Regions from separate parts of the Homo sapiens genome. Here regions 2 and 3 are each linked to region 1. The links are chromatin loops, found by intact Hi-C in ENCODE. Cell type or tissue: mammary epithelial cell. All regions are shown on one strand.

What was found. A loop is a pair of places that touch in the nucleus more often than their neighbours do. Peaks named below come from ENCODE experiments on the same cell type or tissue, not always from the same donor. Only the 100,000 strongest peaks of a DNase experiment are listed, where the experiment ranks them.
Region 2: a loop joins it to region 1, with 6 times the contacts of the local background. A loop is called at or near these places in 51 of 110 quality-filtered maps.
Region 3: it touches region 1 in a loop (17-fold over the local background); 23 of 110 quality-filtered maps call a loop at or near these places.

The regions. Positions count from the first base shown.
Region 1 is chr17:72,117,766-72,120,265 of GRCh38, reverse strand. It overlaps a transcript of SOX9-AS1 not described here. Among named protein-coding and RNA genes, the nearest start is that of SOX9, 2.0 kb to the left of the region's middle. RefSeq lists enhancers at 83-583, 1,949-2,500. In mammary epithelial cell, a CTCF peak has its summit at 1,482; DNase peaks (open chromatin) are centred at 235, 1,545, 2,225 and 2,425; H3K4me3 peaks cover 2,276 bases; H3K27ac peaks cover 2,338 bases.
Region 2 is chr17:72,539,143-72,541,642 of GRCh38, reverse strand. The region is part of intron 1 of LINC00673 (long intergenic non-protein coding RNA 673); the gene reads left to right. Among named protein-coding and RNA genes, the nearest start is that of LINC00673, 52 kb to the left of the region's middle. RefSeq lists a silencer at 1,041-1,290. In mammary epithelial cell, a CTCF peak has its summit at 1,119 (motif pointing right); a DNase peak (open chromatin) is centred at 1,152; H3K4me3 peaks cover 146 bases; H3K27ac peaks cover 902 bases.
Region 3 is chr17:70,635,471-70,637,970 of GRCh38, reverse strand. No RefSeq gene overlaps it. Among named protein-coding and RNA genes, the nearest start is that of KCNJ2, 470 kb to the right of the region's middle. In mammary epithelial cell, a CTCF peak has its summit at 1,250 (motif pointing left); no DNase peak of the experiment used is centred here.

The sequences.
Region 1 (2,500 bases):
ACCTTGAGCTCTGACAAGTCATTCTCCAGCCCCCTCTACCCGCGACCCTGCCGACGCTCCTCAGTAACAGGGCTACTGCTCTGACGTTTTGGTCTTTGCCTCCTGGCCGGGTCAAAAACGTCAGCCGAGTCGCCCTGTCTGGGGGAGAGTTTGCTAACTGCTCTGGCTTTGAGAGATAGAAGTTTGCCAATGCGGCTGTCCCGGGCCGCGAGGCCCAGGCCGGTCACTTGGTTTGTAAAAGACCAAACAAATGGGCACCACCGCAGACAAAACGCTCCACTCTGGCGGAGTCATGCTGCTTGCCTGCTTTTGCTGGCATTTACGAAACACCTGAAGGGGTGAAGCGCCGGTGCTTCTGACTCTAGTCCGGTCGGTTCAGACCTGCATGTAGTTGGGAGTTCTGGGGGAGGCATTGGTGGTGTCTCTCATGTATTTCAAGTGTGATTTGAGCACAACCTTTGTGTTTACACGAAATGCTTAGAGCCAGGTTGGGTAAGTGCGGAGCTATCTGCTCTGGGATAGAAGAAAAGTCTTGGTCGCTTGCGGGTTCTGTGCTTTCAGAATCCCAAATAAACGCACAGCATTGGGAAACTCTTAATTTTAAACTCCCCCCCCCCCCCCACCCTTTTGGGCTCTTGCAAAAATTCGCCTCAATTAAATTATTGTTGTGGTGAATCGGCCCACATCATAATAAAAACTAGTTTTTTTTTCCCTTTCTAATTTGCGAAGTGAGGACACTATCACAAGATCCAAATCAATGTCCTTCCGGGAGAATTTCTTAAAATCTTGTTTTCTCTCGTTGTCTTCGGAAGAAGCCCGACATTTCTTATAGGAAATGGAACTCTTCATAAGGTAGTAAGTTACAGCCTTGTTCAACAGCATTTTTTTTTTAACGAATGTAACTTCTTCAAATGGGATGTTTCTGGTGCCCTATAGCTCGTTTACAAATTTAAGAGATTTGCATACAATAGCTTCGTATCCAGGGCTCTGTGATTACTTTCAGAAAGTGTAAGAACAGCATCGTCCTTTCCTAGGAGAAAAAAGTCCGCGTAGTGTGGACCTATTTCTGTGTCCCGGGTAGAAGGGCATTGTGTGTACAGTATAACTGTGTAATTCTCAGACACCTGATTCAGGAGACTCGGAGACCATCGGGCAGACATTTTAGCCAGGTCGTCTGTACTTAGTTGTATGATATTGTAATTACCATGTTTGCTGGAATAAAGTCAGTGAAGAGGGCTATGACTTTAAGATATTTTGGAATATTTCACTAAATATATGTCAAGATATATACGTATATGTATAAATATACTTTTAATGCAATTATGCAATAAGATACTAATATGTAGAGTTTTACATCATAAACGACGGGGATTTATACATTTCCCGTTGATTTGATGCAAGCATTTTTGAATTTTACATCTTCCTGAAAACTTATGAACAGGCGACTTAAAAATGGACTGCAGTTTTCATCTGTATCCAGAGGGGGCGCCAAAAGCCCAGAAACTGTTTCCAACTCCGAGAACCAGGGAAAACTTGGATGGTGGTGGCTGGGGGTGGTGTGTTCCAGTCAATCTGGACTGCTTTGCTGCTGAGATTTATATTTGCAGGAATTCCTACGCGATATTCCCTCCTGTGCGGATCCACCTCTGCGCAGCTCAGTGAGGGAACTTGTGTCTGTAGAGATCCGGGTGAAAAAAGAGCACTTGAGATGCCAGCCGTTCTATTCTGCGCAGAATTTGGGGACTGAGGCCAGGAGAAGGCCCCTATCCCCCAGGTGCCAAGCGTTGCCACCGTCAGGCCAAGTCTAGCGCGTGGCATTGTCAGCTCGCGAGTGGATCGGTCCTGCATTTCTGCAGGGGCCTCCTGGTGTCCACTCCCCTTTCCCCATTCAGGGGCTCCATTCGCTTCGTTGTGTCTTTCTCAGGTCGCCCCGACCCCTCCTCCCTGACCTGGGAAGACGCGCGCAGTCCCCGACCAGAGGACCTCAGACACAGGTAGAAGGAAAGGAACCCGCTCCTGATGTTCAGGTTACAGATCTGGAAACTAAGGCTGTTGACCCAGTGTTGGCTAGAGCATTTTGCCAGGGGCGAAAGGAGCCAGGGTCCTCCATCTGATGCGGTGAGGGAGGGAAAGGGCGCAGGTCACGAGGCAGGAGACGGAGGGCGCTTCTCCGTGTTCGGGACGTGCTTTCGGATACCCGCTCTTGAGCAAGCGCCGCGAGGTCTGCCGCCGGGAGCGGAGACACAGAGGTGCGAGTGGCTCCCCAGGGAAGCCCTCGGGAAACCGAGGTCTGGGATCTCCCCCTTTCCCCCTCTTGCACGTCCCGGACCGGCGCCGGGCTCAATTTCCCCAGCGGGGGCCGCCAATCTCTCCTCCGCGTCTACGCGGGAGCTGAGACCGGAGCCCAGAGTTGCTGGCGCAGGGCGAGTTTCTCGCAAACACTCAGTGCTCAGGATGGGGGTGAGGGATGCGAGCTGATGGGGTTCCTTTTACCTGGCGA
Region 2 (2,500 bases), 420 kb before region 1:
AAACGGGAACCAGCATGTTACATGGCAAGAGGGAAAGCAAGAGATGGGGGAAGGTACCAGGCCCTTTTAAACAATCACATCTCACATGAACTCTTTTCTTTCTTTCTTTTTTTTTTTTTTTTTTTGAGATGGAGTCTTGCTCTGTCACCCAGGCTAGAGTGCAGCGGCACAGTCTTGGCTCACTGCAACCTCTATCTCCCAAGTTCAACCAGTTCTCCTGCCTCAAGCCTCTCGAGTAGCTGGGACTACAGGTGCGTGCCACCGCGCCCAACTAATTTTTTTGTATTTTTAATAGAGATGGGGTTTCACCATGTTGGCCAGGCTGGTTTCGAACTTCTGACCTCCAGGGATCCACCTGACGTGGCCTCCCAAAGTACTGGGATTACAGGTGTGAGCCACCATGCCAAGCTCACATGAACTGTTCTAGTGAGAACTCACTCGTTACTGTGAAGATAGCACCAAACCATTCATGAGGAATCCACCCCCATGATCCGAACACCTCCCACTAGGCCCACCTCCAACACCGGAGATCACATTTCAGTATGAGATTTGGAGGGAACAAACAGCCAAACCATATCACGTGCTCTCTTCTTGAGTCACCCCATAATTTGTACCCAAAGACCAGGGGGCATATGGGATCACGTGCTGTTTCCAGGAGAGATGTGTTGTAGGTTTGTGGGCCTTGAAGGGCTGTGGGCAGTGATCCCGCCCAGATTCTCTAGACACATGTTCCAATGGTGTCCGCTCACAGACATGGACCCCAGATCTGCGCCATCCCCTGCAGGATGCCCCAGAGCAGCGAGATGCCCCCTTTGCTCTGGCGCCACTCTCTGAGAACCAAACCTTTTAAACTGTGAGCAAGTTGCTGGAGAAGAGAATGGGCCTGGGACTGCAAAAGTAACCTCTCTCCCGAAGGAGGAGACAGGATTCCCGAACATCCTCTGGGGCAGCCCTGGGTGGTGGAGTGCGCCTGGACAGCTGGTGTCCGTCTGCAGGCTCCTGCCTCAGGCCCTGGAGTGGCAGCTTGGCAGGTCCAGACCCTTCCCCAGGGACAGTTGCGGCTGGGAACCCTGGACCTCTTCCCTGGGCCTGAGCCGCTTCCCCGTGCGGCCGTTCGCCGAGTGGCCACTTGATGGCGCTGTGGCTCCACCGGGCGCGGGCGCGGGCGGAGCGGCGCGTCTGCTTCCAGCCGCCGGGCCGGTGCTGCCGCGGTCACCCCCGGCGCCTGGCTGTGCCCGGCGCGTCCGCCCTCCCGGCGCGCGGCTGGTGGGGCGCAGCCCTCGCGGCCGGTTCTGCCCGAAGCACAAAGCCACTGCTCAGAGCCAGCGCCTCCTGCTTGCAGCTCCCCAGTGAAAGAAGTTTGGGTCCTTGGTGGTGTTTTTCTCCCTGGCCTGGATGGTCCTGCAGAGGCCCCTTGCCACCTAATGACTTTATTCTTCTTAAAACATGTTTCTTTCTTTCTTTGCTTCTTGTTTTTGTTTTGATTTGTTTATTGGCCTGTACTCCGTTTCTGCCGTCTTACCAATAGCTCCTGACCAAGCCCGAGGCCTGCTAGAGAACTGTAGTTTAATTTAACCTCCACCGGCCAGGCTGGTCTGTTTCCTCTTTTCAAGCTTCCCTGCGGTTCTAACTTTGCTCCAGAAGATTCCTCCTGGAGCTTTTGCTTGGGAGAGAAAGGCGTTTGAACGCAGAGTTCAAGCGAGCTGGCCAAAATGGAATGCAAAAGAAGAAAATTTAAAAGAGAAAAGAAGGAGGCTTCTCAGAAATGAACTTTTCATCTGATTCCAAACATTCTGCAGTGCAGTTTTGTAAAAATACCAGAAAACACAAAGAAGCAAATAAAACACATCCATGATTTTGCGTCTAGAAATGGCTTTTGTATTTTAATATGTCTTTCCACGATTTATTGTCATTGCATAGATATACGTTCCCTTTCATCCCCCCGATTGGGTCAGTTTACTCATTTAGCTGGGTCGCCTGCTTTTTCATTGAACGCACTGGGAGCGTTTTTCCTTGGCAAGCTGGTTTCTGCAAGTTTCCCTCAAGTTTCCCTCAAACTCTTGAAGTTTTGCATGCAGGTCACTCCCAGGCAGGTTGCTGTGTGAGATAGCCTCACTGAAGCTGGGATTTGGACGTTTGGAAGAGGATGATTGAATTGTAGCTTCCAGGGAGGACAGAATTGTGAGCTCTTTTTGGAAGACCAGAGTTACCCATATTTGTTTAGCAAAGCGAGCAGGCCCACTTCAAGTCAGCGGTTCTCAAAGAGCCTGAGCAGGGTGCTGAATTCAGGCCTCTGAGCTTTGAGCGCCCCTCCCAGAACCCCTAGGCATCTGAATGTAGGTCGGAGGCTTCCCAGGCTGCCTGAAGTCTGGGGACTGAGAGGCGGGGCTCAGGGGTCACTGAATCAGCCCCTTCCTTGTCCCTCTGGAGGACCCCGGGATAAATGCAAAAGGCGTGTGTGTGTGTGTGTGTGTGTGTGGGTGTGGTGGGGGGATTCGGA
Region 3 (2,500 bases), 1.5 Mb after region 1:
GTGTCTGTGGTCATCAGTCAACATGGACAACATTACTCAAATGTTGTCTAAGTTTTAATTGCAGAGAATATGTGGACCAATAAGTAAAAACATGTAGACCCTATTCTTAGAAATAAGTAGGGTTGCCTGTTATTATAATCTCTTAGTAATAGAAGTTTTAGTTTTAGAATGATACTTTCTAAAATATTGATGGCAGGTGTTCTCTATTTAAAAGATTATTATGATTAATCCTTTTTTGGTCTAATTTCTCAGGCCTCAAAAGTCTTTTTAATTGAAAAGCAGGCAATGATGCACTTTACACAAGACACATCTCTAAAAACTTGTATAACTCAGAAAATGGAAAAAGGCAAATCATTATTTATTTCAGTAGCCTGTGAGCATCTTACAGAATGTGGTATGTGAAAATAACAGATCAAACTGTGACTGAATCAATAGATTTCACCTTATATTAAATTGTGTCTAATATAATATTTTTGAAAAAATTCTGGTTCTTCTCATACCTGTATCAATCTTTATTGAAAGAGTTTATACAGAGAGTTGAGAATGTGATTGACATAAAATTAGACATAACAAATGCCTGATTATTCAAAGTAAGGAAAGAAACTGATGGATTAGAAACTACAAAGCAAGCCTCGTTTTTGGATAGAAAGACACTGCAGTTCCATTTTTATTTTTATAATTTGCCTTCCTAATTAGATATTGCACTGGGTGACACTAGAAAGTGCTTTCATTTCCTGAATGGTAGAAAGTGTCATCAAGATGGTAGCAGGGAGAATGCAGATTGGGCCATTAAATGGTAGCATTTAGTCTAAATGGTTCTCCTGTACTTTGAATATCACCCATACTGAAAGCACTGACAGCATCATACTGATCAGTTTAGCTTTCCATGCCTTGGTAGTTTCAGACATTGCATGCTACACTTATGTCTGGGCTAAGATAAATGTCCGTTAAGTCTCCAGATGTTGCTACCTGTTCAACTTTTATCCATGTGCACTTATATCCATGTCTGGAAATGTTTAAATAAATGGTAAAATTTTTTTTCACTTTATTTCTGGATATCTCAGTATCCTGGAGTCCTGTCCACAGCCAATTTATATCTTTCTTGATTTTCATCATAATACTGGGAATTCTTCCTCTTACTGTGTATAATAACATCATATCATAACATTAAAAACTGTTTGTTTTCCAAGGGTAGTTTTTAAACCTCCCAATGAAGAACTGATTTTAACTGATGTGCTGATACTTCCACCTGGTGGCTGAAGTGGAGAATACACTCTTCTCATATTGAAAACTAAAGAAAATTATTCATTGGTGCTCTATAATTCAGTGACTTGAGCATTTTCCATGTGCTACCCGCAGTAAACAAAACAAGATGAGTAAAAGTCTCATTTTTGATGTAATAATAATATAATTAATTTAGAAATCACTTCAGTATACTTACTGAAAAATATATTTATATTTAGTTTTTAATAAGCGTTTTATTTTTAGAATAATTTTATATTTACAGGAAAGTTGCAGAAATAAAACAGAGTTCACGTATAAGTATAATCCAGCTTCCACTTATGCTAATAGCTTACATGACTGTGGAACATTTGTCAAAGCTAAGAACTTGACTTTGGTTACATTACTATTAAATATTTCTATTGACTACTTTCAGACCTCATTTGTATTTCACCAGTTTTTCCACCAGTTTTCCACTTTTCTGTTCCAGGATCCAGTCCAAGTTAGCACATTGCACTTTCTATGATGTCTTCTTAATCTCTTCTGGTTCATTTGTTTCAGTGTGTCAGATTTTCATACCTTTCCACAATGATTATTTTGATAGTAATAGAACAATAACATGATCAACAAGAAAGTGAATACGCTATGTGTAGGTATGAGACAATCATTATATTCTTATGTGCCGACTTTCAAGGTTTGAAAGATTTTAAGAATATTGGGGAAATGACAATGTTTGAGAATATAGACTAAAACTATGCTGAGTTCATTTAAAACTATAAATCTAGGAACAAAATCGTCTTTGTTTCTTTCTGGTTGACCTTTGGGCATCTCTAACATGGTGCTGTCATTCAACGGCTTGAATGAGTCAAGCGCTAAGTGACCAAACTGCTACTTAAAGAAAAAGGTGAATGGGAGGAAGAAGGAAACAAGTATTACATATAAGGAGATTAAAAGACAGAATGACATGTTAAAATATATATATCAACATCATTTCAGTGTCCAAATGTAGGCCTGTATTTAGGGAGACTCAATCTCTTTAGTCCCCAGTGACTTATACCTTTCCAAGTATTCAGAGTCTACACCATTTGTCTGGCAAATTATGATTTCTCACCTAGTGAGAATACATTGTTACTTTTATATTTAACTCACAAAAACTAAGTTGTCCAACCCACCCTTTTGTAATTACTTGTAAATAAGAATAACGCCTCTTAATTTTACCCTGTTATATGCTTAGCATAAATATACACAGAAAGACAAAATTATTTATTTCACTCATTCA